7 separate regions of the Mus musculus genome follow, and all the other regions are linked to region 1. A link is a loop called in an ENCODE intact Hi-C map of the cell type or tissue named here. Cell type or tissue: heart. All regions are shown on one strand. Each heading gives the region's core, and the rest is flanking DNA. Links, peaks and the distances in the headings are about the cores only.

What was found. Hi-C counts contacts between places; a loop is a spot of excess contacts. Peaks named below come from ENCODE experiments on the same cell type or tissue, not always from the same donor. Only the 100,000 strongest peaks of a DNase experiment are listed, where the experiment ranks them.
Region 2: a loop joins it to region 1, with 4 times the contacts of the local background. A loop is called at or near these places in 4 of 42 quality-filtered maps.
Region 3: a loop joins it to region 1, with 2.8 times the contacts of the local background. A loop is called at or near these places in 16 of 42 quality-filtered maps.
Region 4: it touches region 1 in a loop (2.1-fold over the local background); 6 of 42 quality-filtered maps call a loop at or near these places.
Region 5: it touches region 1 in a loop (7-fold over the local background); 8 of 42 quality-filtered maps call a loop at or near these places.
Region 6: a loop joins it to region 1, with 4 times the contacts of the local background. A loop is called at or near these places in 15 of 42 quality-filtered maps.
Region 7: it touches region 1 in a loop (4-fold over the local background); 11 of 42 quality-filtered maps call a loop at or near these places.

What each region holds. Positions count from the first base shown.
Region 1 is chr2:52,856,913-52,861,293 of GRCm38, forward strand. It overlaps Fmnl2 (formin-like 2), which reads left to right and starts at 956. Exons shown (of 27, transcript NM_172409.2): 1 at 956-1,347. The coding sequence starts at 1,231. In heart, for the core only: CTCF peaks have their summits at 760 and 1,890; DNase peaks (open chromatin) are centred at 839, 1,679, 2,179, 2,779 and 1 weaker place; H3K4me3 peaks cover 2,517 bases; H3K27ac peaks cover 1,959 bases.
Region 2 is chr2:52,957,304-52,961,684 of GRCm38, forward strand. The region is part of intron 1 of Fmnl2 (formin-like 2); the gene reads left to right. Among named protein-coding and RNA genes, the nearest start is that of Gm52511, 49 kb to the right of the region's middle. In heart, for the core only: no CTCF peak of the experiment used is centred there; DNase peaks (open chromatin) are centred at 1,858 and 3,608; H3K4me3 peaks cover 665 bases; H3K27ac peaks cover 1,597 bases.
Region 3 is chr2:52,761,137-52,765,517 of GRCm38, forward strand. No RefSeq gene overlaps it. Among named protein-coding and RNA genes, the nearest start is that of Stam2, 21 kb to the left of the region's middle. In heart, for the core only: a CTCF peak has its summit at 2,000 (motif pointing right); a DNase peak (open chromatin) is centred at 2,025; H3K4me3 peaks cover 334 bases.
Region 4 is chr2:52,940,390-52,944,770 of GRCm38, forward strand. The region is part of intron 1 of Fmnl2 (formin-like 2); the gene reads left to right. Among named protein-coding and RNA genes, the nearest start is that of Gm52511, 66 kb to the right of the region's middle. In heart, for the core only: no CTCF peak of the experiment used is centred there; no DNase peak of the experiment used is centred there; H3K27ac peaks cover 464 bases.
Region 5 is chr2:53,005,799-53,010,179 of GRCm38, forward strand. All of the region lies in intron 1 of Fmnl2 (formin-like 2), which reads left to right. It overlaps Gm52511 (a long non-coding RNA gene), which reads right to left and starts at 3,007. Exons shown (of 3, transcript XR_003953831.1): 1 at 2,859-3,007; 2 at 1,923-2,082; 3 at 1-928. In heart, for the core only: a CTCF peak has its summit at 1,612 (motif pointing right); a DNase peak (open chromatin) is centred at 1,513.
Region 6 is chr2:53,081,398-53,085,778 of GRCm38, forward strand. All of the region lies in intron 9 of Fmnl2 (formin-like 2), which reads left to right. Among named protein-coding and RNA genes, the nearest start is that of Gm52511, 75 kb to the left of the region's middle. In heart, for the core only: a CTCF peak has its summit at 2,046 (motif pointing left); no DNase peak of the experiment used is centred there.
Region 7 is chr2:52,988,749-52,993,129 of GRCm38, forward strand. The region is part of intron 1 of Fmnl2 (formin-like 2); the gene reads left to right. Among named protein-coding and RNA genes, the nearest start is that of Gm52511, 18 kb to the right of the region's middle. In heart, for the core only: a CTCF peak has its summit at 1,763 (motif pointing left); DNase peaks (open chromatin) are centred at 2,723 and 3,233.

The sequences.
Region 1 (4,381 bases), core at 242-4,241:
CAAAAGTTCTACATGGGCTTGAAATCTACAGCAAGGGCAGCTGGCTAAAGTCACGTATAACAGTGCATTTCCAAGCCCTCATAACATCTAGTTAAGTTCAGAGGGACAGAGTTGAGCCTAATATTCTCTGTGAAACACTTGGGGCAAATCTGCTTTGGAAGCAGGATGGGTGCAGTCAACGACCACCCTCATGCAAAATAGTTATTTGTGTAAACTGTCTTCCTTACTAGATTTGAAAGCATTGCAGGGCTGAGTGTCTCAGCCTATGAAATCGTAACTCCCGTCATAGGTCTTTGACAGTTATTTTCTTTGAATTGTCTATTGTGGATTGAATTCTTGTAAAAACTCACACATACTATAAACCCCACATTTGCTTATAAAACATCCAGTTAGATCAAAGACCATGCAACATAGATGCCGAAGAACCCGTACCACGTCTCCACCTGTAGTTCGTGAAGTTGGGCATTGCCAATACCCGGGGTGGGGGTCTCCTATTCAACTAGATTCTCTCACAGGGTTATACTCTTCTGAAACTTAAATCACGCGTTTCATGATTGACTGGAGTCATTCACTCATTCTTCAAACGTGCTGAAGTGTCAGATTTTACGTAGGCGAGGCAGGTCTTCAAACTGTCGGAGTGAGGGAGGTCGAGATAAAAGTGACTAAAGCCACCTTTCACGGCGTCCAGCTTGTTTTTGCTGCAAGCACCCCAACTACAGCGCGGCCCTCCAGGAGCGCGCGCGGTTTCTGCGCGTGGCCGGTTTGGGCCGAAACTACGCGTCCCGGCAGTCCGCGGGGCGGGTGGGCGGAGCCGGGCCGGGGGCGGGGGCCGAGAGGGGGCATTGTGTCGGCCAGCCGTGCGCGAACGTCCGCTCGCTGTGGGGCCGGGGCTGAGGTGTCAGCGCCGCTGCGGCCGGGGCGAGAGGCGGACGAGCAGGAGCGCGCAAGCGGCCGCGGGTGCCGGCGGGGGCGGCGGGAGCACCATGCGGATCGGCGCCCAGCGCCCTGCAGACCCCTCGCGAGGCAGAGAGGCCGGGGCGGCGCCGGGGCGGCGGGGAGCATGAGGACGGCCGGGGACCGGCTGGGTTCGGAGCTCTGCTAGGAAGCGGCGTGCGCTGAGCACTAACCGGGACGCGGCGGAGGGCGGGAGCCAAGCGCCCGGGGCTGTGGGCATTTTGGACGCGGACGCAAGGGGCCCGGAGCCAGCCGGGGCTCCGGCACGCAGCCGACATGGGCAACGCGGGGAGCATGGACTCGCAGCAGACCGATTTCAAGGCGCACAACGTGCCATTGAAGCTGCCGATGCCCGAGCCAGGTGAACTGGAGGAGCGCTTTGCCATCGTGCTGGTGAGTGAGTCCGCTGCGGCCGGGCGCGGGGCCCCCGTGGGGCAGGCGGCGCAGATGACCCGGCTCCTCCGGTCCCAAGGGCGAGGCTCACACCTTCCCCATTGTGGGCTCCCAGCCTCGCTTCTCTCAGCCTCCGTCCTTGCGCTCTCCAGGGGTCCTCGGATGGGGAGAGGAGCTCGGGCCGGGCTACCCCGGCGGCCACGAACCCATTGTCTGGCGGGAGCAGCACCTCGCAGCGCGTGTGCCGGGAGGTGCAGAGTGGGTGTGAAGGGAAGGTGGCTGGCCGGGGAGGAGTGAGGGACGGGCCGCTAAAGCTTTTTGTTTAAAGAATGAAAAGCAACCGGCAGACCCCGACCCTCTGCGTAGCATCCCCCGGACGCGCAGCTCTGGGCCTTGCGGGGTCTGCTGCAGACGCGCGCAGGTGGCTGGCCGCAGGCGCCGCGCCCGCACTCGGTCGGCCGAACTTGGAGGGTGGACCTCGCGGCTGGGCAGATGGACAGCTCCCCAGAAAGAGAAAGAGGAGGCCGGCAGCTGAGTGGCGCCGTGGTCCCTCCGCGAGGGGGAGGCATCTGAAACCCAGACGCGGGTGGGGAAGGCGGGGGGTGGGGGAGAAGCGCCCCGGGCAGGGGAGAACCTCAGTGTGTTCCCTTTGGTCTTAAATCTTAAACCACAAAAATGTGCAGTTTGGCTGGGACGTGTTAAGAGCCGTCCTGACTTCACGGACGACCCCAGTTCCTTCAGTCGAGTCCATGGCTCCCTCCCGCATTCCGCATCACTCAGCCTTCCCGTTCCAGCTTCTCAATCAAAGACTGGAATCCTCTCTCTCCGTTTCCTTTTGGGACTAAGTTTCTGGGCTCTTCCCACCCGGAGTCTGCCTTGCTGTGAGCTCAAAAGGGTGTGACGCCTTTTCCCTTGCCCCAGAGAGCGTCCCAAGTGCAGTTGGTTCCTGGTTTCTCAAGTTTTAAGATTCCACCTTCTCTTAAGGGGATGATGGGAAGGAAATGAGGCTGGGGGGTGGGGTGGGCGGACTCCTGGTCTGAGACTTGACACTCTGCTTCCCCCTTTTTCTAAATCCATGCAAGACAAGGCAGCCAGAGCCAGAGGAACTTGTGATGGAGCTGCCAACTCCTGTGTCTACCTGAGAGAATTTTGGCATGTAACTTAAGAACTTTGGGAGAGGTCTCAAGCCCTGGATCAAAAGTTGGTTTTCTGAGATTTGAATGTTGAGTGGGACATTGAAGCTGCCTTTCTTCATCCCTTGAAAGGAGGTTGCTTTGGTACTGGGACCGTGCTCTGTCTGGATGGCAGGTCGGCTCTGTGTGATCAGGGAGCACGGAGGCTGCAGCTCTTTGCAGCCCTTTTAGGCCCCCTGGAAGTTGCTGTGAACATGGGGGGAAAAGATGTGGCTGCCTATTTTGCTTTGCATGGCCTGTGATCTCCCACAGCTGCTCCCACGTTATGCAAGATGGGACGCTGTGAAATGAAACAGCCCAAGCTTAATTACTTCTCAAGGCAGTCTGGTGCACACTTGACCCGTCTTTCCAGAGACAAACGGTGTTTCTTGAAAACAAAAACAAAACAACAGACAAACAAACAAAACACACCAAAAAAAACCTGTTCCTGACAGACATAGCTGCAACTTTCTGGCTCTGGGTTTTCTGTTTTTACCCTTCATCGTGTGGTGTGGTGTTATCTGTCTGTCTGTCGGCCTGTCTGTGTGTGTGTGTGTGTGTGTGTGTGTGTGTGTGTGTGTGAGAGAGAGAGAGAGAGAGAGAGAGAGAGAGAGAGAGAGAGAGAGGGGGGTTGGGCAGCCAGTGGCACAAGGAGGTTGCCGCAGCCATGCTAATAACAATAATGCAATTAAGTTCTACTCAACTGGGAGAGCATTTTTTGCATGAGCTTTCAGTTACTCTGCTGATTAATAACACATGGTATGAATTAATCTTTAGGAAAATAATGCCCCTTCATTAAAATGGTGGATTTGTGCTCCCATTGAGTCTAGCGGGTCACAAAGTGAGTCTGTAGGCTTTTATGATTGTAAATCCTGGGCTCCTTGGGGGTGTCCGATGTTTGCTGTGGCTACTTTCACTCCATGGAGTGGCCCGCTGTTAGCTGGAAGCAATTGTTTTGCAAGCTGTTTAAGAGAATACTGAGTTTCTCAAACAAGAAACAAAAGCACAACATATGCTGACCTTTTTTGAGTAGTTCCAAGGCTTTTGGCATCCTTGCAGATAGGGATTCACTGTTGCTGTTTAGGTTCTCATCTGAGCTCTACTTGCTGTTATTGCCTGAAACAATTTAAAGGAAACCCTCCCAGCTAGCTAGTTAGTCGCCCTGCTGATTCCGCCTGTGCCTTCCCCCTCGGGCTGTTTACTCAGAGTTTACTACGTTGGTTTTCTTTCGTTTTCAGGAGTTGCTGGAGGCATCAGGAATATGTAATTTTGGAGATAAGGCTTGAAGGACAAGATTTAGGAGGGAGATTTTGTTAGATAGCCTTATACACATGGATGGACACACACACACACACACACACACACACACACACACGCGAGCCTCTGTGTGTGTGTGTGTTTGATTTTTTTTTTTCCATTCTCGAGGAATGATAACCAGGTTGACATTACTACTGTGAGGTCCCTTTCCACCTCTGCCTTGCTCTGTGCCCAAGCTGGCCTCAAACTTGCTACCTTAGCCTCCTGAGTGCTGAGCTTATAGACAGATGTGTGTGCCACCACGCCAGATCTAGTTCGTTTTCTTATGTAATAAAGGCCACAAGGGATTTTAGGAGGAAAACTAGATTTATACTGTGCAGAAAAGTGTACAAACGCCTCATTGTAAGTATGACTTACATAAATAATTAACGAGCTGTTTCAGGCTAGGAAAACAATTCCTCTCAACCTCCAGCTCCAGAATACTTAAAACCTTTGGTGTAGAGTAAATAAAAATTAAAGTGACAGGAGACCATCTTATTTCACAGAGGATATAAATCTACCCAGTGGCCACACCCTTTACCCAGCAGCTTAGATGGGACAAGTTG
Region 2 (4,381 bases), core at 292-4,291, 100 kb after region 1:
TATATATTTATATAGTGTGTGTATATATGTGTGTGTGTGTGTGTGTGTGTGTGTGTGTGTGTATGTATGTATGTATGTATATATATATATATATTTTTTAAAACATTTCTTTTTTTTTTTTTTAACTAGGTTATTCTTAAGTTCTTCTATTTAGAAAGGCATGATTGGTGTTGGTATCTGCAGGACACATAGGCGCTCCCACAGTTGTAGGTGCATGTCACTTGCAGCCAGCTCTCCTCTGCTAGGTCTCCTGCTGCCTGACTTTCTCCTTTCCACTGGTAGGGTTTCACTGTTCTCTCCACTCCCCAAAATCTCACCAGCAGCCTCTGGCTCAACCACTCCGTCCTTCAAGATGATCTTTAGAAATCGGACAGAATCTTGTACCTGTGCAGTGTGACCTTTACTTTACTTCCAGAGTGTGGCTGGCCACTCAGCCGCTGAGTCCTTTCCATAGCCTTACCTATCATGAACTCTCTCCTGCTGTCTTGTAAGCCGTGAACAAGACATTCCAGGGCTTTAAAAAATAATAAAATAAAGGTTGGAAACCCCAGGCTCAGGGAACTGCTAACACGCTGGACCTTCCCCTGTGTTCTGTTGGAGCTGCTAAGTTTGAACTTGTGGTCCTTTGTTTTGCTTAAGGAATTTAATGCATTGTTCCAAAATATGCTGGGTGTGTATCTTGAGCTCAGCTCTCTCACAGTTGTGAAGTTTGTGTCCCATGCTTATGCTTGCTGTGATCTAAAGCTTTGTGCATGTTCATGTGTTTAATTAGTACCTGGTGAATGTGGTACTGACACCTGCAAAGCTCAGGGACAAGGAGACTGAGACAGAGGATTCTGTGCTTTTGAGATGACAGAGTCAAAGGTCCCCGGTGTCCTCACAGTGAGCTGTCGGAATAAATAAATAGGGTGCATTAGCCCTCCAGTAGCAGTACAGACATATACAGAAGCTCAGCCATCTGCCACTGTGGTTCACAGGCTCGACGCTTGGTTTGGGGAGGAATGTGACCTCACCATATTGATAAACTAGGGCTTTATGAGCTAAGTTGGCCATAGAATTGGGGCAGGAGCGAAAGGATCACATGTGGATAAGAGGGGTTCCAACCCCCAACCCCACTACGCAGACCCCAGAGGACTCTGACCAGTGTGTTCCCTGGCATTGACCTTCAGCAACTGGAGAGATTAATTTGTGTGCCTGTGTGGCACAATACCCAAAGCCACCCTGACCTAATTGTATGGCTCCCTTCCCTCGTTTCATTCCAAAGTGGCTACAGTTGTTGCTTTGGTCACTAGAGACATTAGACTCTTTGCCCTCTCCCTGTTCCCAGCAAGGCTGAGGGGGCCACAGGAGGGAAGTCTGAGGGACTTCTCTTTACGCTAGTTTCAGGATTATAAGATGTAACTTGGAGAGGCTGTGCAAAAGGCAAGGCTCCTGCCATCTCCTGCCTTTATTAGCATTTCAGAGCAAAGCTTGCCCTGTTCCCTTTCACACAAATCTTGTTTCCAGGAAGCCCCACTGGAAGCTAAGCCGGGCTACTGCCACTATTTTTTTTTTTTTTTTTCCTAGCATAAACCATCCACTCCACAGAATGTTGAAGGAGTCAAATCTTATTTATAAACAAATGAATGTGGTTAAGCAAGGAATCTTGTGCTTGCGCCCCACCTCTCTCCTTACGGGGAAAATAAAATGTTTTATAATGGGACAAATGTGATGCCCAGATGGTTCCCGTAAAGTCTATTGGGATGTTCGTCCCTCTCATAGAAGGGCTGGGTAGGGGAAGACTGAACCTCCCTCCCCGCAGTGGAGGAGGCTTCCTGGCCTCTCTTTGTCTGAAGCCACAGGAGGAGGTGGCGCCCAGCCAGGAGGACCGCAGTGACTGGTTAATCTCATGCAATGATTGGTTCTTCAGCTTCACAGTCCGAGAGTAAACCAGTTTAGGCTCTGCGTGGTGCTGCGTTAGAGGGAACCGTGGCTGAAAGGTCGGGAGTGGACTGGGGAAGCTGCTGACCTGGTGTGATGATTGACAGGTTCCCTAATTAGGAACCATGGACTAAGACATAAGTTCATGTGTTTAAAGGAGCTAGGTGTGTGAGATTGATGGCCTAGAAGAGAGCAAAATGCTCAGCTCAGGTGCTTGGGGGGTGAGGGGAGAGGGGATGTCTGGCCAGTATGTGGATTAGGGAGGTGTTTGTTTTCTTCTTCTTCCCTCCCCTCTGTCTCCCACCTTCTGCCTCCTTTATCTCTTCCTAGAAGAAACAAAAAGCAGCTAAACTTTAACTCCTGGTTGCCTTCTGAGTTAGTAGCTTTCTGGGAAGGTGAGCAGGTGAGTTGGGGGAAAGGGGGTTAAAAGCTACACTATTGACCCTGTTAGAGCCCCATGGAAGGTGTGTTCTGTTCTGCAAGCTGTATCTGCTGTGCCTTGTGAGCAGAGAGCCAAAAGGGAGAGAGAGTCTGCTTACCAGAAAGGCAGACCTCACTGGAAACAGTATGTCCTTAATGTGCTCCTCCTGTGTAGCAGAGAACAAGGTTTAAAAAACAAGAAAAAGTAAGATAATGAAATGATACACACTTTTGGTAGTTTAAGTAGTTTAGATGGTCTGTTGCAGAGTAAATAAAAGGTTAGTATTATGTGTGTGTATATACACATAAGCACAGTTGGGAAATGTAATAAAGTGATAAAGATGGATGTTTTTCCTTCTGTTCATCGTTTTTTCTGCAGTAGCATGTCTCAGTCTGTGTACTTACCAGTAGTTTCTGGAAACGAGTGAAAATCCTCACACCACAAGCTGGAAATAGCTCTTGGATGGGTGTGACAGTTGAGATGTGTTCTGATGCCTGGAGAAGTCAGAGTCTTATTTACAGTAAGTCTGCAGTGTTGCTGCCTCCAGATACCTTTCTTAGAAGTCCAGATGTGACAAGAAGCTTGCCCAGGCATCTGGACCCATTCCACAAGGAAGCCCAAGAAAGTGTAAGCAGTTGAGGAAGAGCTGTTAAACTCCCCAGGCAGATCGTTGGTGACAAGAAGGATATTAGAAAAGCATTGGATGGCTTCATCTCCCACTAAGATTTAGGGATGTGTTGACTAAATTCCCTTAACTCTTCTACTTCCCTAGAATGTAGCCTTCTGGGGTTGGTTTCCAGGAGCTCTTTATTATCTTCAAGCTCTTTGTTTCTAAGGACCCCTGAATCATAGGAACTTGTAGGGCCCAGAGTGGCTGTTGCTGCTGTTGAGTGGATTAGAGAGAGGGCCAAGGGCAATGGCCCCAAAGGGCAGTGCACTCACTGCCTCAGTGGTGTGCTCTGATGCCTGGAGAAGCCAGGACCTTATTTGTAGAGTCTATATGGTTTGCTGCCTCCAAATACCTTTCTTTGAAGTCCAGATGTGACAAGAAACTTGCTCACAGGAAAGGCTGTCTCAGAGCTTTTACTGAACACAGGATCCTGGGCCCAAGAGGCCAGCTGTCTTTTTGTGTGGAAGGAAGAGAAAGGAGAATTGGGCTGGATGGTGAGGGAAAATTCAGCAGCCGAAGGGCCAGAAAACAGGGAACGGGGGGAGCAGAAGAGGAAGTGCTCTCAGAAGTGCTGGGTTGGAGCTAGCTACTTAAAAGGCAAAAGGAGCCAGGCAGCTGAGACACAGCAAATGTGCAAGGAAGTAGAAGGCCTTTTAAGGAAGGGATGGAGCTAACCAAACAGATCACCAGAAAACTAGGAGAAGGTGTCTGTCCAGGAGCCTGCCTGACAGCTCTGTGGCTGTCTCTTATGCTACAGTTGGCTTTACTGGACTATGGATGGCCTCAAGAGTTCCAGAGCTAAGGGGACATACACACAGTGACGCACCTGAGTGCAGAAGTGCCTTTGGGACAAGGACATCCTAGAGGTTTTCCATCTGATCTCCCTAAAAACGATCTCCTGAGCATCTGACCATTGTAATCAAATTCTCTTTCCATGAATCCTGGGCGTAGTCAGAGGGAAGCTTTGTTCTCACCTCTTACAGTCAAGGGTCCTTTCTGTTGATGCTGAAATCATCCAGGGCCTCCAGATCTCTGGTTCTTTGGCCATACATAGCCTGAAAAGATGCTCTACCTCTGAGGCTACAACACAGCTAGGCTAGGACCAATTGAGTAATCCAAGATACTATCCCCAGATCAAGGCCTTCACTCTCATCTGTCTGCCTAGCCATCTTGTCATGAAAAGCATCAGTCGCAGGTTGTGGGGAGTAGGAGGTTGATATTCTTGGGGGAAGAAATTTGGAACCCTGCCCCACCAATAATGAAAAAGAGGTCATGAATCTGAAAGAGAGCAGGGGGAGGAGGTATATAGGAGGGCTCGCAGGAAGGAGAGGGAAGGGGAAGTGGTGTAATTATATTACTATCTCAAAAAA
Region 3 (4,381 bases), core at 209-4,208, 96 kb before region 1:
TTGTGAGCCACCATGTGGTTGCTGGGATTTGAACTCCGGACCTTCGGAAGAGCAGTTGGGTGCTCTTACCTGCTGAGCCATCTCACCAACCTCTAGGTCATCTTTTGATGCATATGCAGCTAGAGTCAAGAGCTCCGGGGTACTGGTTAGTTCAAAATGTTGTTGCACCTACAGGGTTGCAGATCTCTTTAGCTCCTTGGATACTTTCTCTAGCTCCGGTCCTCAAGTTTCTTTTAGGCAAAGACTTAGAGGGTGTGATAGACAATGAAAACAGGCTGTTTAGATATGTCGATGAGTTATCTTAAAGTTACTACAATGCACGGATGCAGAAAAAAAAATCTGAGGATGCTCTTTAAAGTTTTGATTATTTGGGCTGTACAGAGATGGCTCAGGGGTTAAGAGTATGAACTGCTCTTGTAACTGGACCCGAGTTTGATTTCCAGTGCCCTCAGTCAGGCCCTCGCAACTGCCTGTAACTTCAGCAGCAGAGGCTATAGCTCCCTCTTTTGGCCTCTTCAGGAGTTGCACTCACATGCACATACCCACATACACACACTTATATATACAATCAAAAAATAATAATCACAAATCTTTAAAGTGTTACTTCAATGACACCACCATGAATGAGAATTTTCAAAGCATTGGAAACTGTGATAGAATAGACTTTGGAGCCACAATGCCACACAAATTTGTACAAGGTCCACAATAACAGACTCTGTATCTATCTAACTGTTCCTACAACCCAAAGGAAAATTGAGGAACAACTCAGAATACATGTGGAGGCAAGGGCATCACCAGAGGCGCAATGATAAACACCTATCTAGTCCAAAGGGAAAGACCACAGAGGCAACCAAGTAAGTAAAGATCCAGAGAGATGGGAACGGCCCAGCTAGACAGAGCAAGAAAGCTAGGGGTGTGTTCCTACGCAATGGCTGAAGGTTTACCCAATAAAGAGAGACCCTCCGGAAGATCTCAGCAGTATTGAACAGTATGCCATGAGGTTGCTGATCTCAAGACATTGTCTAGTCGGAGAGACATAGCTTATCCATGAAACGTTAAATAACCACATGAGACAATTTGAGTAGTGATGCAAAGCAATATATGATTATCATTAGGAAAGTCTTCAAAATACAGAGGAGCTTGGAGCTCAGTTTTCGATGGGCAATAAAAGTTCAAAGGGATAAAATAAATATAAGGATTAACAATTATGAAAATGGAAAGAGAAATGTCTCTGGTATATTATGAGAAAGCAATGAAGCCAACTTGAGGAGTCTATTAATCATGGTTTTCATTTTCTATATTACATGGTGTTTTGATAAGTTGCAGCCTTGTCACTCCAGGGGGGGGGGGGGTGGCGGGGGCTGTCCTTTGTAGAAGTGTCCAGTTCCTAAAGAGAGCAGACAACACTCCTATATTCATACCTCTGATGCAAAAAAGCCAGTCTTAAGTCCAGGCAAGGCCCTGTCTGCCACCTTCCCTCCACCTAAATTCCCCGGGGCTGACCACCTAGCCTTATATTGAACTAAACTGCCTTTCTTCTTTCGAGCTGTAAAAAATAAACTTTCCCTTCCCCTCTCCATCTTCCTCTTCTCCTCCACCCCTTCCCCTTTTAAAAAACCAAGTTGGCTTCAGTTTCTGAGCTGCGGCAATTCTGCCTCGACTTCCTGAGAAAGTGGAGTTCACAGGTGCACATTGGCTTTTCAGTGGCGAACATCTCGTGATTAGCTGCACTTGCCCTGCCTGAATAAAAATAAATTTCCAAGTACATTTCACAACCGAAAAATACAGAAGGTTTCCAAAGAACAGTGATTCTTGGAGTTCCTGAAAGCAGATCCTCTCAGAAAGCAAAAGAAGCCAGATGAGTTTTCGTGACACGGTATGAAAAGACCATTGATACGGGTCTGAAACACATCTCTATCTTATTTTTAATTATGTGTATTATGTGTGTGTGAGTGGGGTGAGGTGGATTTGTGCACAGGAGTACAGTACCTGAGGTCGCCAGAAGAGGGCGTCTGATCCCTGGAACTGGACTTAGCCACGTGGGTGCTGAGACCAAACTTGCATCCTCTGATCTTTTGATGTTTTCTCTTTCCTTATTTGAGACGGAGTCTGACTATGTCTCTTTGGCTGCGGAGCTCTCCATGGAGAGTAGGCTAACCTGGGTTTCCCTGCGGGAGTTAAAGGCGCACACACACCCAAGCAGTGGAGTGCTCTCAAAGGCTCAGGCGTCTCTCCAGTTCCTGATACGGTTTCAGATTCCTCTCTGCTGTTTACCGTTGAAACCCTGCCAATTGTATTTCTAGTTTTCTGTAAAGGTTTTTAAGCACTTCTTTATTTCCAACTACATATTTGCGAAAGGCTAGATTTCCCTCATTTGCTTGAACCAAAATAACACGTTTGCCACATATTGGATGCAAATGAAGTCTTCAGAATGCAGCTGTTTTCCATTAAGCCAGATGTGAAATTTCTCAAAAAAAAAAAAAAAAAAAAAGTAAGATGACTTTTTTTTTTGTACTAAATTTGTTTAATTTTGAATTTTTTATAAAAATTTATTATGGTGACATATAATGTGCTAATTACTTTTTAATGAATCAGTATGTAAATATTTTTGACATTTCTCCACTTTAGTTTCAAATGTAAAGATTCAGTAATTCTTGGGAACAAAAAGAGTTATTGAGATCACATTTTTTTTAAGCTCAATTAAAAATTCATTAAAAAGATTTTTTTTTTTTCCCCTGAGACCAAAATCTTAAGAGCAGTGTACTGGAACGGATTATTGCTGTTTTGCCTAATGATCGTGTTGTTAAACTGCCTTCTTGGTATGTTCATATCCGTAGATGTGCGCGGCTAAGGCTCGGCGCATGTCACAGGAAAAGGGAAATCGTGTAAGAGCCAGAGGATTGGAAGGGGTGCTGTAAAACGCAACCTTTGGACATGACATGACCGTTTTACCCAGGAGCTGCGGTTGGTTACCGGCACCAGACCAGCGAGGATTCCAGCTTGGACGAGTGGGAGAGACTCAAATGGCTAAACTCCTGGCTGAGTGGTTTGTAGGCTGCTGATGGCTGCTGAGGAAAGGAGACACCTCCTCCATTTGGGGTACCACTGCCACTGATAAATTGTCCATGTTCCAGTAAGTGGCCCACACCCATATGCCTATGATTAGTGCTAATTAGACTCGGGACTCTGTGAGTTATTTTACTGTGGGGGCGGGGGGAGGAGGTGATGAAGTTGAAGTTGGGATCAGGAGTGGGAATATGGGGGTAGATATGATCAAAATACATTGTATATATGTATGACATTCTCAAATAATCTTTGGAAATTTTCTGGTGGAGTCTTTAGGGACTCTTGCATGTTGGGTCTCTTCCATACAAAGTTATATCATCTGCACTAGAGATGTGTGTTGGCTTCTTCTTTTCCTGCCTGCATCTTTTTTGCTTGCTTCCCCTGCATGATTGCTCTGGCTAAAACTTCCAGTAGTATATCGAACAAGAGTTAAGAAGATGAACATTCTTATCTTTATCACAATAAATGGAAATACAGTGATTTCCCCCTCATTTTAGAAAATGATGGCTATAGGTTTGTCATATATAGCTTTCATTATATCGAGATGTGGTCCTTCTATTCTGAGTTTCTTAAGACTTTTTTTTTTTTTTTTTTTTTTTTTGAGTCAGGGTTTTTTTAGCTCTGGCTGTCCTGAATCTTGCCACATGTACATCAGCTTGGCCGCTAACTCGGATTTTTGCCAGCCATGCTGGAGTTAAAGGCATGCTTCACCATGCCCTGAGCTTTGGGACTTTTAACAAGAAGCAACACTGGATTTCTTCAAAAGCCTGTTCCGTTTCTACTTAGATGATCATGTGATTCCTGTCTTTGAGTTCATTTGGTGAAGTTTGCAGCATTTGTTGATTTACATCTATTGAGCCATATGTCCATCTCTGAGATAAAAAATCAACTTGATCATGGTGAACAATCTTTTTTATGCTATCTTAGTTGGTGTTCTATTGCTGAGAAGAGACACCATGACCACAGCAATTCTAGAAAGGAAGACATGTAATTGGGGCTGGCTTTGGAGTCCCAGAGGTTTAGTCAGCATCAGCATGGAGGACAACCTGAAAGTACACAGGCAGATGTGGCGCTGCAGAGTTTTACATCCGGATTCACAGACAACAGGAAGTGGGTAGGGAAGGAGCCACTGGGCCTGGTTTCTATAGCCTCAGAGCCCACCCCCTGTGACACACTTCCTCCCACAAGGCCACGCCTCCTAATCCTTCTAAATACTGCCACTCCCGAAAACGAAGTATTCAAATATATGAGCCTATGGAGGACATGCTTATTCAACTACCACAGATGTTCTCGAATTTGGTTTGCAAGTATTTTG
Region 4 (4,381 bases), core at 288-4,287, 84 kb after region 1:
GGTATGGTCACATAATGTTCTTCCTTGTGAGGCAGGGTCTCCTGTCGCTCAGAAGGTTGGCCTTGAACTCATCATGTCACTAAGGATGACCTTGCCCTCCTGATCCTTTCTGCCTCTGGAGTGTTGGGATCACACACTGGAGGTGCCTAGCTCCAAGGCAGACACAGTGTGACCATTAACTCTTGATGGTCAAAAACTGTTTTTGTGTATGATTTTAAATTTATCTCCATCAAGTCACAGGAAGTCTAATCACTGACCTTTGATCCAAAATGTTTTCTTTTGATCATAGGTGAAAATAGTGTTTCTGGTTTAATTAGTAAAGACCAGATGGACAACTGAAATGAGGGTGTATTTCTACACCATAAATACAAAGAGGCCTAAAAAAGCAACAATGCATTTTACTTAAAATGGATAGTTTTAGAAAAGTTTTTCATATCTAATTCCTGATTTTAAATTGAGCTACCATAAGAATGTATACTTTAAGGTCAAGTCCATCACCTGTTCATGCCAGATAATGGTTTTTAAGAAGCCTAGAAGGAGGGCTGGAGATATGGCTCAGCGGCTGAGAGCACTGACTGCTCTTCCAGACGTCCTGACTTCAATTCCCAGAAACCACATGGTGGCTCACAACCATCTGTAGTGGGATCCAGTGCCTTCTTTATATATGATCTTTAAAAAAGGAACGAAACCTAGAAGGAATTTGTAATAGCAGTCCTTTTAAGCACAACTGATACATCTGAGGAAATAAACCATCAGGCACACAGGCATGCCTCCTGCTTTGCCTTCCAGTCTCTGCCCTACCAGGTCCTTAGTGATAGCAAGCCTGGAGTTTTGAATTACAGCCCTCCGCTTACCTGTGCTAGGCAAGGATTGTATCCACCTGCTTTATTTCTCCTGCTTTGGCCAGGTGGTTGGGAACTAGAAATGATTGACAGCAGTCCCTAAAACAAGCACAAAGAGAACTGGCACTCTAGCCTCTCTCTCCTAAAAGGTACTGTGGAGAACTAGGGAGTCAGATGGCAGGAAGAGCAGAGAAAAGTTATATTCTTGGTTTTTATTTTTGTTGTTGTTGGTTTTTTTTGTTTGTTTTTTGGGTTTTTTTGCTTGTTTGTTTTTGTTTTTTTGAGACAGGGTTTCTGGAAATCCACCTGCCTCTGCCTCCCAAGTGCTGGGATTAAAGGCTTGCGCCACTACTGCCTGGCCGAAAAGTTACTTCTTGAAAGTTTCTCTTTCTATAATTGTTTTCTTAAAAAAAAAAAAAAAAGCAGCAACAAAATATCTTATATTGGAGACGAAGTTTCCAAACTTTCAAAATAACATGTGATGTGAAAGGGCTTCAAAAGGTACTGAGACTACTTCCTCTTCAAACTAGTTTCTTTCCCCAGTGTTATTAAAGTATCTCTTGAAGTTTAGCTTTTTGTTTGGAAATTTCCAGAATTTTCTGTGCAGGGTTCCTGTCGGCTATGTGGCCGATGCTTGGGTTACAGTTTGTGCAATCTCATCCACTTACTTCTCATAGATTCTGGTCCCATTTCCAGGGCAGACACCACTTTTGAAAGAAGACAAAATGAGATCACACCCAATGTGTTGCTTCATGCGCCTTACCCTTTTAACTTATGAATATATAAGGGAAACCGTTTCTTTTTCTGTCCTTTTCTTAAAAGGATCCTGGATGTTATTAAATTTCCCTTTTAAGAAGCAATAGTGATAACAGTCAATGAGAATATTCATGCTTCTCTTTAGAGCCAGCTTTGGTTAAATTTAGGGAGCGGTTTGCCATTGTAGTGACTAACATTGGCTATCAGCTTGCTACTCCTAGGCAGAGAGAACTTCACCTGAGGGATTGCTGCCATCAGATTGGCTTGTGGGGCCATTTTCTTGATTGCTAATTGCTGCGGGGGTGGGGGGAACAGCCCACTCTGGGTCGCACCATCTCTAGGCAAGTGGGTCTGGGCTGTGTAAGAAATGTCCCTGGATGTGAACCTGGGAACAAGATTCCATTGGTTTCTCAAGCTCCTGTCCTACCTTCTCTCAATAATGTACTGTAACCTGTAAGCGGAAAAGCCCTTCTCCTTCCCAAGTTGCTTTTGGCCATGGTGTTTATCACATCACAGAAGGCAAGCTAGAACACTAGTGGATCAAAGTCACTCCAAAAATGTTTTAAGTGATGGCTGTGTGTAGGATTCTATATGTTGTGTTGTGGAAGGCAATGGTGAACTAGTTGTGGCAGTGAAGAACAGACCAAGTAAGTAGGTCACATTGTATAATAAGTTATATATAAACTTACTATGGAAATAAAGGGCCCAGCTGTCCTAACATAGTGTGGGTTTAATTTGAAGTTTAGAGGATCACAGAGCTATGTCTAACTGCTTCTTTGTTGTTGTTTTTATTTTTCAAGACAGGGTTTCTCTGTATAGCCCTGGCTGTCCTGGAACTCACTTTGTAGACCAGGCTGGCCTCGAACTCAGAAATCTGCCTGCCTCTGCCTCCCAAGTGCTGGGATTAAAGGCGTGCGCCACCACTGCCCGGCTTGTCTAACTGCTTCTTAAGGTTCAGCAATAGTTTTCTTCTCCTTTTAGAAACATTTGGTTTCTTGTGTCGTATGTTTCTTGTCCCGGTGATTTCAAAGCTGTATTCTGGGAAAGGAGATGGCTCCTTGGGTAAAGAGCCTGAGCTTGCCTCTCTAATAACTACAGAAATGCTCAGCGTGCTGTTTGTAAGACTAGGGGAAATAACAGTCATTCGAAAGTCTATTTTTATTTTCTTTGTTACATGAAGGAAAAAGCAGTTGCCTTTCGGAACTGCTGTCTTAAATCATTCTCCTTGAATGTTAGTGTTTTTCTGGTTTCCTCAAGAAGTGGAGAAAATAACCCTTACTTTATAGGGCTTGTGGGCTGTTGTAGGGTTTGTCTGGGAAGATCGGTAAGCACTGTAGAGTTACTCTAGGATCCCTTACCGACCTAACCCAAAATGGAAAATGTGTTTTGTCTACCATCCTGCTGCATGCACACAGGTGACCCAATAGGCTTAGCTTTGGCCGGTGGAGAGTGATGACTATTCTTTGGACCATCGTATGAGATACATGTGCTCTATCCTAGCTGCTATGGCAGAGGAACTGCATGCTTTTTAATTCCTTAATTTTGAACCTCAGTGACTTCAACATTAAATACAACATTTCCTTTCCTTTCCTTTTTTTTTTATTCAAGGGTTCTAATTTTGTATTATTTATTATTGCATGAAACTAAGGATTAAATATGAGTGTCCTGAGTAATTTGAGAATGAGTCTCCTTCTCTGCTTTCTGTGTATTGATATGCATGTAACACTTTATGGACTGTGCTTTCTCCCTGTTGCTGGCATTTGGCTAACGTCCGTGTAAGAGGAAAAGGGAGCCCACATATTGAAAGTGCTCGCTCTTCGTGAACTGGGACTTTCTGAAATCTCAGATGACTCAGTTTTCATTCCCAGTTTGCTCTCACACTGCCTGCATCCACTGAGCATGTTAAAGCCTGACATCATGATGTAATCATTCTGATTTTGCAATATTTTAAAGTGGAGTGGAAGCATTGTGAGAATTACGGCAGCTTTCTTGATCAGATACACCCATCCTATCCTTCAGTATTGTTTTAAAGATACACCAGAACACACACACACACACACACACACACACACACACACACAAGAGAGAGAGAGAGAGAGAGAGAGAGAGAGAGAGATCAATCTGAGGGATTTGGCTGCCTCTTGTTCCTTTCCTGTCTCCTCCCTTTGTCTCCAGATGCTTCAGCAGATGGCTGTGTCAAAAGCTCTAAATTTGTACCTTGCATGACCTTTAGCCCAGAGGAAGGCAAGTTTCTTCTGAAGATAAACTTCCCAGCCATTGCTGGTGGACCTTTTGTCATATGTTATGGGTAAATTTAACTTTGTGGTCGTCCCTTCTGCAGATTAAATATCGAAGAGGGCTTCCAGTTTAGAGTGTAGCTTTCTTTGGGACTGTAACAAATTTTAAAGATGAGTGTTGTGAGCCGGGCGTGGTGGTGCACGCCTTTAATTTCAGCGCTCGGGAGGCAGAGGCAGGCAGATTTCTGAGTTCGAGGCCAACCTGGTCTACGAAGTGAGTTCCAGGACAGCTAGGGCTATACAGAGAAACCCTGTCTCAAAAAACAAAAACAAAAACAAAAACAAAAACAAAAACAAAAACAAAAAACAAAAAACAAAAAACAAAAAGAAGATGAGTGTCGTGACACTGGCTGTGTTCCACAATAGTGTTAGAGTTGAGTTCTAACAGCGTATGATACAGGAGAAACTGACAGGATCTCTTCGCTTCGATCTGGCCTTTAAAGGAGTTTTCAGGCTGCCTAGCAGACAAGGGCATGGGCTTCACAG
Region 5 (4,381 bases), core at 103-4,102, 150 kb after region 1:
GATTATCTTTGTAATGAGGTGTAAGATTTTGAGGGAAGCCATGGCTATGCAAAGCTATGGAGACTAAGGGTCCTAAGCTTCCAAATAGGGCAGAGCAGGGCCAGGATTTTAGGGGAAGGGACAGTGAAAATACACTGCTGTATATTATCAGGTGAGAGAGAGGAGATCCTACGGTTTGATTGTGCCTGAGTGTGTCTCATTTGTTTTATAGTTAGTTTGAACTTATATTCAAATATCAAGATATTTTTACAACATAATTTTGTGTCATAGGAAGTTGATATTATGTAAAAAGTAAGCCTTTCTCTGGGTTTTGATTCAGGTGTTTGTGTTTTAAGACATATTGGTTAGCTGAGGCTGGCCTCGAACTCTTGATCTTCTGACTTCTACTTCCTAAATTTGATCTGTGTTCCTAAGCAAAGTGCCTGTGAATGTCTAGCCTCCTGTTGTCCAAAGGCTGCCCATGAAGGCATTTCGTGCATCTCTTGTGTGGCCTTGTGTGAGTGCGTTCATGCAGACAGTTCTGGCACAGCCGTTTGCAAACGAGGTGAAGGGGTTGTGTGAACCCCAGAGCATGCCAAAGCACCAGACATCACGAGCCTGACTGTGACAGCAACCTATATTTCAGTTGGGAGTATAGCCAGAGCAGGATTGTGTGGTTTTGGCATCTTTCGGACCATTGACTCACCTGAGCTGGTGGAATGAGGAAGACGGAGCCAGTGTGAGGGGAATGTGCCCTCAGTGACCATCATGCCAGCAATATTCTTCTGTGGAGACTAGCCCTCCCATTCAGCTTCACCCATGGTTCCCAGTGCGTTATCCACTTTTGTCAGCAAAGTTGGCATCTGCACACTAGGTCCGGCATTAACGATGATGTCTCCGTCAGCTGCTACCAAGCATTTACATGGTCCTGATGAGTTCCCCTGGTCACCTGAAAAGGACGGCAGGGCTAGGACTAGGGGGCCACAAGCTTGTCTTTCCAGCTCTGTACCATTTTGTTTTATTTGAGACAGGACCTCACTCTGTAGCCCAGGTTGGTCTAGAACTCACTAAATAAGTTTAGGCTTACCATTACTTATAGTGATCTCCTGCCTCATCTTCCCAAAAGGATGGGTTACAGGTATAAAAGCTGCAAGCCCAGCTTGGGTCTGGACATGTGAATGGGTACGTATTTCAGTCAGTGCTCACGGAAAGCCAAGCTCTCAAAGAAAACAGATTGCATCTAAGATTGGAATGGGAGGTCAGAGGTGTGTCTTGTTCCCTACAAAGGACAAGGTTCCGGTCAGGTTTTGTTTTATAGATGGAACCAGATTAGAGAGAGACTTATTTACACTCCCATGGGCTTCTCTGGCTCCCTGGAATGACATCAATACCTTCAATGATTAAATAAAGCAACAGTGATAATGAAAGACCACTGGCCCTAGTGATTCCCTCCGGGGACCCATTTGGCTGGCTGCCTGCCTGAGTCCTGCACAGGGAAGCGAGCTGACTCTCTTCCCAGTGTCCTCTAGGTTAGCTCCCTAACAATCAAGGATGCCTGGGAGTCAGGAAGATAGGTCGCAGAAGCCGGGGCTTTTCAGTTGAACAGAAGAGGGCGCCATGTGCTGAGCTGGCAGCCAACCCCCTGCTGGTCACCCATTGCAGTTCTCTTGTGAACACAGGAGAACTGCTGCCTTACTGCCTGGTCTCCCAATAACAGTGCAGGGGAAAATGACAAGGAGGAAAGAATAAGGGGAGATGGAGCAGCCCTCTGTGTTCTCAGTACTTCTACGGAGGCGTCCCTTTCCTGTGGATTCATTTCCTCAGCCGTCACTTGTCTCTGCTCCGTGTAACTTGTGAATCTTGCGATTGGCGTTCACACTAACTAATCTTAGACTACCCATCTAGTCCCCTCTGTGAGTTGTAGCTCTTATCTCCTCCCTTACCTTTGCATTTGGCTAAAGGAACAGCAGTATGAATGAGGTCTGGTGTGGTTCCCATGCGCTTTGCTGTTATTTTGGATGCGTTATCACCTGGATTACTTTCTCTGCAACTCTGCGTCATTTACCATTACCACTGTCACCCTCATGGCCATACTGTGAACATCTGCATGCCACAAGAGGAGAAACAGGTTTAGTTTTAGTAATTTACCCCAGGTCACACTATCAAAGAGTGGTGGATTCATGGCTACATCTGCAGACAGAGTCTACTTATAGTTTATATATTACATATTATTATATAGTTACTATAGGTTAGTAAAAACTCTTTGTGGAATTGGATCCCATTGCTATTTTCCCTACAGACCATGCCCCATCCCTAGAAAGAAACCGTCTTTTCTCTGAAGTTGTGCTATTTTGAGGTGCTCTGCTGCGTTAGTGTTTTGTCCCTTTCTCCTATCCACTGAGGGTCCCTCATTTTTCCTTTTGCACTTTGATTTGTTGCTTATTAAGTATTGGCTGGCTGGGCAGTGGTGGCACATGCCTTTAATCCCAGCACTTGGGAGGGAGAGGCAGATGGATTTCTGAGTTTGAGGCCAGCCTGGTCTACCGAGAGAGTTCCAGGACAGCCAGGGCTATACAGAGAAACCCTGTCTTGAAAAACCAAAAAAAAAAAAAAAAAAAAAAAAAAAAAAAAAAGAAAAAAGAAAAAACAAGAAATCTAAATACTTCCACTTAATGATATGCACGTGTATTTCTAGCTGTGTCCTGTCACAGTTAATGGTGCAGCTTGCTTTGTTTTGGATGTTACCCTTGGTTCCGTTTTGAATTACTGGAGTTTTCAATTTTAGGCTGTTTATTCATATGCCTTTCTATTCAGATTGTGTGCCTCATCACCATCAGCGTAAGGATTAGGAGCCAGCTAGGCTGGTTCTGCACACTTACCCTTCTGCCAACTGCTTCCTGAAGTTCACTCTTAATGCTTAAGCTCCAGGCTGCAGCCCATCATATTCTCTTGCTTCGTAGCAAAGGCTATGATTTTTGAGGACAGGGAAATGGGGAGTTGCTTAGTGGGTTCAGACTTTCATTTTTCAAAGATGAAAGCTCTGAAGATTTGTTGTTCAAGGTAACTATAGTTACATGGAACATGGAATTGGCTAGGAGAGCAAATTACTTTTCAACCACAACTAAATTACTTTTGTTTGTGGTTAGTTGTGCAAAGTGATATGTGTTCTGTGGGTGGGGTGTGTGTGGGGTATGTGTGTGTGTGTGTGTGTGTGTGTGTGTGTGTGAGAGAGAGAGAGAGAGAGAGAGAGAGAGAGAGAGATGCCTATACACTCACAAGCAAAGGCCCAAGGAGAACATTGGTTGCCTTCCTCTATTGCTCTTTGTCTTATTGCATTGAGAAGGGTCTCTCAGTGAACCAGAGCTTGCCTTTTTGGCTGTGATGTGTGGCTATGGATCTCCTTGGATCTGTTTGTCTCAGTTCTTCAGTGCTTGGGTTACAGCCATTGACAGCTATGCTTGGCTTTTTATGTGATACCTGGGAGGTGACGTCTGGCCCTCATGCTCGTACAGAAAGCATTTTTATCCTATGTATCTTTCAGGCCTCAACAACAACAACAAAGTTAAAAATGTTCCTTTGCTAGGTTCCTAGAAAGTGATTTTCCTGTTAACCTGAGAGCTCTGGGGTTTATATAAACTATGTGTCTTGTTCACACCTTCCTTTCTCCCGCATGACTTACAAAGCCCACATCTTCTCTATCTTCTAAGTGGTCACTATGGAACATTTCCCATTAGAGAATCCTGTCGCTTAGTAACCGTGAGCTCCCTTCGTGAGATGATGAGGTCACCACTGTCTTAGATAATATGAAGCAGAGTGTGCTATGCTACTGCTCACCTTCAACATTGCCTTGTAGGTTTCTCACTTGGAGCCCTGAGGGTATGAGAGAAAAGGAGGATATTTTACAGGGTTCCAGTTTTACTAAGTACCCAGGACGAGTGTGGGGTCAGAAAATCCTGTATTTCCCAGCATGATTTGATTTGTTTCTGAATGCACCTGGGTACCTTCACTGCACTCTGTGTTACATGCAATATTAATCTGCAATTGTAACTCCACATATAGAGCTATGATAGATGCTTTGTAGCCATATTAATGTCTTTATAAGATATTCAGAAATATGTACATGCCATTGCTCTCAATTTTTGTTTTAAAATGGTTTTAGTAAGGAAAGCACTTGATGCGAGAATGGAAGCCCTAAGTATAACTGTAGATTAATTACAGCAGTTGATAGCAGTGTGAAGGTACTGGCGACAAGACAAGAGTTCATGTGGATTGCATGTAGTGAAAGAATGCCTAACATTCATTTTATTTCTTGGAAAATAATAAAATTGTAGTCTATTTTCCTCTGAACTCTCACCTGAAAAGTTATAAGTAAAATGCTACATTGATTGATATTGTATGAGAT
Region 6 (4,381 bases), core at 286-4,285, 220 kb after region 1:
GAAAAGTGAGGCAAATGGGGCCTGAGTTTAAGATAAATAAGAATCAGTTAGGTATCACCACCATTGTTGATTATTATCATTAATTTTCACACATGGCCTCCAACTTGTTAGGTATTCCAGGCTGGCCTTGAGCTTAACATTTCTTGTCTTAGCCACCTGGGTTCTGTGATTATAGGGGTGTGCCTCTATGCCCGCCTCAGGTGATAGTTACTGCAATAGATGGGTACAGACTTTAAAACATCCTTTGTGTTTTTGTTTGTTTGTTTTTGTATGTTATGGTTTTACATATCAAAGTACAAAACAACCCATGTGTATTCTACAAAGTCCAGAGGAAACCTTGTCACTTTGCTTTTTCCTTCTGTATCCCTTGGTTCATAGTACCTGCCTCTTTCTTTCTCTGTTACCTGATTTTCGGATTCTTTAGCTTCCTTTATTTAAGGAACCTCGATACATCATCCTATTAATCCAAATAATCTCCTGATCTCAAACTCCTTCACTTACTTATTCAAGTCCATTAAATACCTTGTACCACATACGGTAACAGTACCAAGGTGGGGACACGGATTCCCTAGTGCAAGGAATACATAATTTGCCAACCTACAGGTAAAGAGAATTAAGAATGCCATTTCATATTAAGATTGTCTTTTGGTGAAGTTGCCCCATGCCTGAGAAGAGAGAGTGCGGAGTGCTCATGAAAGGGGCGTGGCTAATAACACTCAGTCCTCATTTTCCAAAGCCTCAACATGAGGGGGCTGCAAAAGAATTGTGCTCCCCAGTCACTGGGTCTTTAATCAGCCTCCAGTAGTAAAGAAATGAATAGAAAGCCCCTTGGCAGTGGACCCAGCATGAGATCACTCTGATGGAGCCAGGTGTGAGTTGGCCTCTGTGGCTTGTTCCAGTATCCACCACTGATGTTTCGGAATCCTTGGTCTCTTCCTACACTGATAGCCAGCCCTAAAGTCTGCAGGACCTTCGTTCTCTGTGTGTCTGGGGGAATGAAAAGAAAAATAATTAAAGAGAGAAGAGAAAGCAGAGAGGATCAAGGTACTCAGAGGCACAGCCAGTTACCAAGTGACCTGGCTAGCTTGCAGTGATGGAGGCACTTTTGCTCATTCTGTCTTTAGTGCAGACCCCTTCCTAGCCTGACTATGATTCTATACAAAGAGGAGTTCATTTTCTTAATGGAGCAGCCACTTAAAAAGCAGGGTGTTGCCTCCTTTGTATTTTTATTCACAGAAAAATAGCCCTTCTAAACCCATGCCCTCTGGCAACTGGGAAGCAGTTGGCACATGTGTCCTCATTTTATATTCTTGAAAGACTGCCCTGAGAGAAGCCGCGAGAGCTGAGTTCTGCTGGAGACGTGCAGTGTCTCGTATAGGCTTGGGCGCTGGTCTGCAAGCCTGGAACTTTCCTTCAGAACTGACTCATTGACATTTGTGTGTTCTGAGGTTTAAAAGAGCAGGAGAACAGTGGCATGTGTGAGTTTATTATACACACACACACACACACACACATGTTTGTGTCTGTATATGTACATACACACATATATGGTTACTTGAGCCCAAGAAGAGAAAGTGGGGAGTGATTGTGAAAAGGGACATGGCTAATAACACACACAGTCTTCATGATTTCAAAGCCGTGTGTGTGTGTGTGTGTGTGTGTGTGTGTGTGTGTGTGTGTGTGTGTGTGATATTAAAGTCCAAGCTATTGTAGTTTTGGTAGTATCCACTCTGGGAAACATGAAAAATGGGGGTTTTCAGCCCCTCATCAGAATTTGGTAGTCATGTCCAGCACAGATTTATGCAGGGTCACATTAAATATCTGTTTTAGGGTCACCTTGCTTTCTTCTGTGCCCACCCCCTCACTTCTTCATTCTACACTGATTTGTATCATAAATATTTTTAAAACAACCCTTGTCTTGTTGCTGAAGAGATGGCTCAGAGGTTAAGAGCCCTGGCCACACTTCCAGAGGAGCTGAGTTCAATTTCTAGCAAATATGGGGTGGCCCACGACCATGCTTAAAATGAGGTCTGGTGCCCTCTTCTGGTGTACAGCCATACATGCAGGCAGAACATTGTATACATAATAAATAAACCTTTTTTTTTTAAAAAAAGAAGTGTTTCCTAAAAAAAAAAAAAAACCAGTAAAACCAAACCAAACAAACAAAGCAAACCTTTTCTTGTTGCTGGATATGACAGTGCATACCTATAATTCTAGCACTTGGGGAATGGAAGCAAGTCATTTGAAGCTTCAGAGTGAGCCTTCAGCTAGCCTAGACTACATGAGACCTTCCCTCAAAAGAAAATATAATTTTCGTCCTGAGACCTTGCCTTTCAAATTTATTCTAACAGGTATTTTCTATCATGTGAAAATAAAAGACTTTTTTAAGTGTCACCAAACTGTAGGCTGCCAGTTGTTTTTAATGGTTTGAGAGTCTAGTGCTAAGAGTTACGTTAACTGGTAAGGTTCAGTCCTAGCTCTACCATAATTCTGGGATGCTTAGACATGTTAACTGGGAGGAAGGGTAAGAGAAATCACATTTTTTATATATTTATATGTGTGTGTGTTAATATGTGTATAATTGTACAAAGATACTGTTTGAATAACAATTAAACCCTAAAATACAAATGGCAAGATTGGCCATGACCGTCCTGGTAATATCAGTGTATGTTGGTTTCTGTTGTGGAATTAGACCATCTCTTACAGTTTATGCATCTAGTTTTCGTTCCTAGAGATGCCTGGTTATCTTTTGTTCACTATTTGTCCTTACCACCCTTTCCTTAAGAACTATTAAACAAACTTGGAGGTCATGAAAATGTCTGGGGAGTTGTTGAGTAGTGTTATTGGTGATTATGGTTATTGGGACTGGGGCATTTGACAGATAATAAAAGGCATGGTAGGTGCTCTATATTAGTTTCCTTGATATGCTAAAGGTAGAACTGGCTGCAATGAGATTTAGTAGAGTAAATGTATACCAGGATCAACAGTAAGAGAGACAGTTTGCAAATGTACAGAATATTAGTTAGTTCTAACTCCTCATTATAATTTAACTCCAAATTCTAGGTACTTATTGAACTTGACTTTCTGAGAGTCAAGCTTAAGTTTCAGTTGGAATTGAAACATTTATAAAGCATAAACATGTTTGTATGTGAAGTCCATAGTAAATATGTAAGGATTTTGTTTTATGGTTTCTTTCATAATAATGAAGAGTAATATTTAGAAAAAAGACATGCACACAGTTGTTGATTCTGTTCCATCTCTCATATTATAAGTATCAATAAATCTGGTCTTGTATATGAATTTTATATGTATGGTTTAAAGTAGAGAAAATACTAGAATGTTTTCTGTACAAACATTTGGTTATATATTTAGTTAACGCCCCCAGGCTAATGCGTATTGCTAATTCCCAAGTGTGAGTAAGGTGTGAAGAGGAGGCCTCAGTGTAAGTGGGCCTGCCCTCATTCTAATCCACTTCCCTCTGGGTTTGTATACAGTCTCCCAGGACATGCTCTTATACTCCAGGCACTTTGCATATATGTTCCTATATTTTCCTATTACAGAGCAAACATAATAGGAAAGGCTACAGATAAGGTAGACTCTTAAATTACTAGTAAATTTCATGGTAGACTGAGCAATTCGTAGTGATCCAATGAGAAAGGAGGTGTCTTTTGAACTGGATTATTTAAAAAAGAAATGAAGAAGAAAAGAAAAGAACTTGATTTGGTGGAGAAAATTTCAGGAACAGAGACTGACAATGTAAGTAAGAATCCATGGCTAATTGGGAAAAATATCTCCCCATTTTACAGATAGTGAGAATGTGGTCAGGAATTTAGATATCTCCTATATTCTAAATTCTGAAATTCAGATGTTTCCTATATTCATCCAATTCCATCATTTATGGTTTTAGAAAGAAACCATCAGGTAGCATCAGACAAGAGTCTGAAGTGAATCTTTAGTGGAGGTTCCTGGACCTGGAGTGACCCTGGAGAAAGCAGGCAAATAGCTCTCACTCTTTAGGGACCCGAGTCTTAACATGGTTAATGTTTACCAAGCTGAAGAGCAGAGTTTACAGGATTCTGATCACTACTTATCATTTATTTGTAACTGCCCTAAAAAAACTGTTGCTGAAGAATGAGGATCACTGTGTGGCCCCACTAGAGGAAAGAGCGGAGTCTCCAGTAGGGAATTGTGCCTTTGGAAAACACTTGTCTCTGGAGAGTCTAACTCAGCACTTCAATTGTGATGAAGGTGTCAGTGGCAGGCATCATTTTAAAAGCACATGGATTCGGGGGTTGTGAGGGGGCAGTGTCTAAGTGATGAAGAGCACTTGCTGCTCTTATAGCAGAGTACTTAGGCTTCCGTTTCCAGCAACTGCATGGAA
Region 7 (4,381 bases), core at 211-4,210, 130 kb after region 1:
TTACCAAACATAGCATTAAGATTTGTTGTCTCCAAGAGACATTATTATCTCTCAGGGATGACCCTGCAAGCTAAAAAGATACTTGAAAGTAAAAAAGATTAAGGTTTCTGTTTTCTATTCTGTCTTAAATAAGGGTGGAACCAGTTATTTTTAATATTTTTTCTTCTGAATTCTTTTCTTGACCTAGCTAAGCTATGATGATAGGAAACAAATCTTTTTTTTTTTTTTTTTCGAGACAGGGTTTCTCTGTGTAGCCCTGGCTGTCTTGGAACTCACTTTGTAGAGCAGGCTGGCCTCAAACTCAGAAATCTGCCTACCTCTGCCTCCCAAGTGCTAGGATTAAAGGCATGTACCACCACGCCTGGAGAGGAAACAAATCTTAAAAGTACATGAAAAACCTGAAGAAAACACGAGAGATGTGAAAACAAGCAAAAACAAACAAACAAACAAACAACAACAACAACAAAAACCAAAAACCAAACCAAACCAAAGCCAAAACTAGATCCAGGTCATAGCAAATGCATTATACTCTCAATTCTTAGGGGCTTGAAATACAAATCTTTTAGAGGAATTATTTCTCTTAGAAATCTATTGTCTACATGTGTGCAGAAGTGTTTCATTTTAGTCCTGTGAGAGGAATGGCCCCTCCGCCATTGTTGGGGTTTGTGATTTGGGTTGTTAAAGTAAATTTCACACTTTGGAGATGAAACAGTCCCCGTGGTCAGGCCTCTGTAAAGAGCCAGCCACGGGTTAGGAACATGTGTTATCTTATTAGGTGACAGTTAAGGAGATCAGGCTGTTGAAGAATCCTTAGAGCTGGCAAGCTGTAAGTTAACATTCTTTTAACTGCTAAAGCCTCACATTTTATTGGCTTTGAAACCACAGTCACACGGGCAATATTTGCTTCCCCCTCCCCCCAAGATGTATTGGTTATGCAGGATATATTAATTATCCTGATAACAATCAGATAATTTCTTCATTGATTAGCTTCATTGGATTCAGGTTATACATCTATATTTGAGTGTATAAGTGCTGATATGTATAAAATTTTCGCAGCGTTATTTGGCCTTTTATAATTTGCCTTTGAAACTAATAGTTGCATTGGACCTGATGGTTACATTTGATTGGTTTGAAATAGTGTGTAGTTGTGGCTGGTTAGTCTGAGGTAGGACTGGGGAGAGGGATCTTGGACATTGTCGTGCCTTTGTATAGGGCACATGCATTTACACAGCGTATTTATTTCTCTCCCTTCCGGTTTAGGTGCCATGCAAGGAGTAAGCTTCTAGCCAATAGGAGAGTTCTTCCCATAGGAGGTGAGGCTACCTGAGAAGAAACAGTTAGAGTCTCTAAGTGCAGCTGAATATTTTCTACTTAGGCATATGTGTAACCAGTCACTGGGATGGAAGAGATACCTATGGAATCTGGGCACAGCCTGCTTAACCCTCCTGTGTGAAGAACTGCTAGTTGCTTAGTGTTCTTGGACAAGTTTTCTAAACTCTTAGAGAAATAGCAGAACCTTCTTTGTGGTAGAAGGAATTGGGATTAAAGAGATAGGCAAGTGGGCAGCCATGAAAAAAATAACTCCTGGCTGTGAACACAGAATGGAAAGGGGGATGGTACACTAAATAGGAAATGCCTTTCTAGTCTGGAGAGATGGTTTAGTGGTTAAGAGCATTGGCTGTTCTTCCAGAGGTCCTGAGTTCAATTCCCAGCAACCACATGGTGGCTCACAACCATATGCAATGGGGTCTGATGCCCTCTTCTGGTGTGTCTGAAGACAGCTACAGTGTACTCACATACATAAAACAAATAAATCTTAAAAAAAAAAAAAAAAAAAAAGGGGAAATGCCCCTTGGGATAAACCTTTTTCACTCCCAGACTGGGGCTCCAGCATGATTGGCAGTTTTGTCTTCATGTCCGTTCGATGTCACTGAGTCTGCATTTCAGGGAGGAGCCATCGTTGGCTGGTGTGTCCATCAAAGAAACTGTTAGCTCGGCCAGCCTTATCACATATCAGAGGGAAGAAAGGCCAAAATAAGTAGAGCTGATGCTCTACAGCCTCAAGGATGGTAGGGGTGAGAAACAGATGTGGATAATTAAAAGAGAATTAGGAACATAGAGGTGACTTCCCTGACTTCCTTCAGTGATGAACAGTGCTGTGGAAGTGTAAGCTGAATAAATCCTTCCCTCCCCAAACTGCTTTTGATCATGGTGTTTCATCACATCAATAGTCATCCTAGTAAGACAAGGTATATATAGTATTTTACTCAAATCTCAGTACACTGTGTTCAGGCAGGGAGTGAAGATTTGAATTTCCTGCCACAGTTTATGATATGCCTGAATATAAACTTTCCCGGAAGTCTTTGGCCTGGGAACTGACCTTTTTGGTGTTGTATGTGAGCCAAGCATCTAACAGCTTTGCTGCATGTGTATCCTGTGAGCCCTTTTTTCAGTGGTGAGCCATGGTTTGAAGTTGGGAACCGTCTATATAGCTTTGTCCTCCATATTGGCTGGCAGTCCATTTCCAGGAAACAGTTCATAGGGATGAAAGGCATGTTAACCAACATGAAAATACTTAGACTCCAGGAAAGTTGTTTATAGACTAGTGTGTGAACAGGATGCCTGATTGAAAAAAGGACAAATATAGCTGGGTGGGGACCGAAAAGCAGATCTGCTGGGTAGCCGGCCAAGTAACATCTGGCCGTATCACAAACAGAGAGCGGCCGTCTTCAGAGCTGTGTTGTTTTTGTTCCGCTCATCAGGATGGTTTTCTCAGCACGGCTGGGCTGCTGTTAAGGAGGCTGGTAAAGCTGCTCCATTGCCAGTTTTACCCCCTTCAACCCCTGGCCAGCTTCACCCTCCTGCTGGTGCTGTTGGTGGAGGCTAAGGGAGTTTGCTCTTATGGGTACCTTCCTGGGATGCTCTCTGGCATGGCTGAGAATCACTGGCTTGCTTAATGTTCTCTGCCCCACTCTATTGTTATGTGGAGAGAAGCCAAATGAAAATGAACATCTGGCAGAGGAAACTTCCTGGTTTCAGGAAGGAGTTTGCTAGGGTTATGGTTGTCCTTTTCATCCTAATATGAACTGCTCTGTGAAGTGTTGCTGCACAGTTAGTTATTCCAGGGTCAGGGAGCCATGGTGGGGGGGTTGGAGGGGTGGGGTGGGGTATTAGGATCGCAGCCTGGGTCAGGTAAACACTGTCAGCGGGATCTGTGGCTTTTTGATGCTCTTCCTTCCTGGCTCGGTTTCCTGAGAGGACATTGGGTGTGAATTGGCTGGGAGCACTTGTTCTCTTTACCAGCCGGAGTTATTAGTTAGGTTGGCCATGAGAAGGCTCAGTCTCCTAAATTCACACCCACGATTTTACCTTAGTAACTTGGTTTCCTTGAAGTTAAGTCAGTATTGTGTGCTGTGCCTCTATTTTCTTGTTAAAATGGTTTTAAATTGAATATGGATAGATACAGAACTGCATAGATTCCTTTTATTTTTTTCTTTTTAAAAGATTTTTAATTATTATATGTAAGTACACTGTAGCTGTCTTCAGACACAGCAGAAGAGGGTGTCAGATCTCATTATGGATGGTTGTGAGCCATCATGTGGTTGCTGGGATTTGAACTCAGGACCTTCAGGAGAGCAGTCAGTGCGCTTAACCACAGAGCCGCCTCTCCAGCACCCTAGATTTCTTTTCTAATCCCAGCACCTATGAGGCTGAGCAGCAAGAAGCTTCTGTTGGAAGCTTTGAGGCCAACCTGGGATACGTAGTGGAGCCCTATCTAAACCAAACCAAACCAAACCAAACCAAACCAAACCAAACCAAACCAATCCAAACCAATCCAAACCAATCCAAACCAAACCAAACCAAACCAAACCAAACCAAACCAATCCAAATCAAACCAAACCAAACCAAACCAAACCAAACCAAACCAAACCAATCCAAATCAAATTTATACCAACTCTTCAGGCAATAATAATGACACACCCCAAAAGGCAAAGCAATGAAAAGAATTGACTGTGTTAGAAATCTAGCTTTCTTGGTCACATGTTGGCACACTAGTGATCCAGGTCTTGAGAGGGAGAGGCGGAAGGATCAGCTCCAGATCATGTTTGGCTACATATGGAATTTGAGGCCAGCCTAAGCCTCATGAGACCCTGGCTCAAAAGCAAAACAAAAATCCCCAAGCCAACAGTAACAACAAAGCAAACTCTAGCACAACGGAAGGATGCTGAACCAATATAGTATGTGCATCTTTAATGGACATCTTTACGCTATGTGTACCGTGTGCATGCCTGGCATTCGTGGAGGCCAGAAAGGGCATGAGATAGCCTAGAACTGCAGTTATAGATGGGTGAGAACTATAGTGTTGGTGCTGGGAACTGAA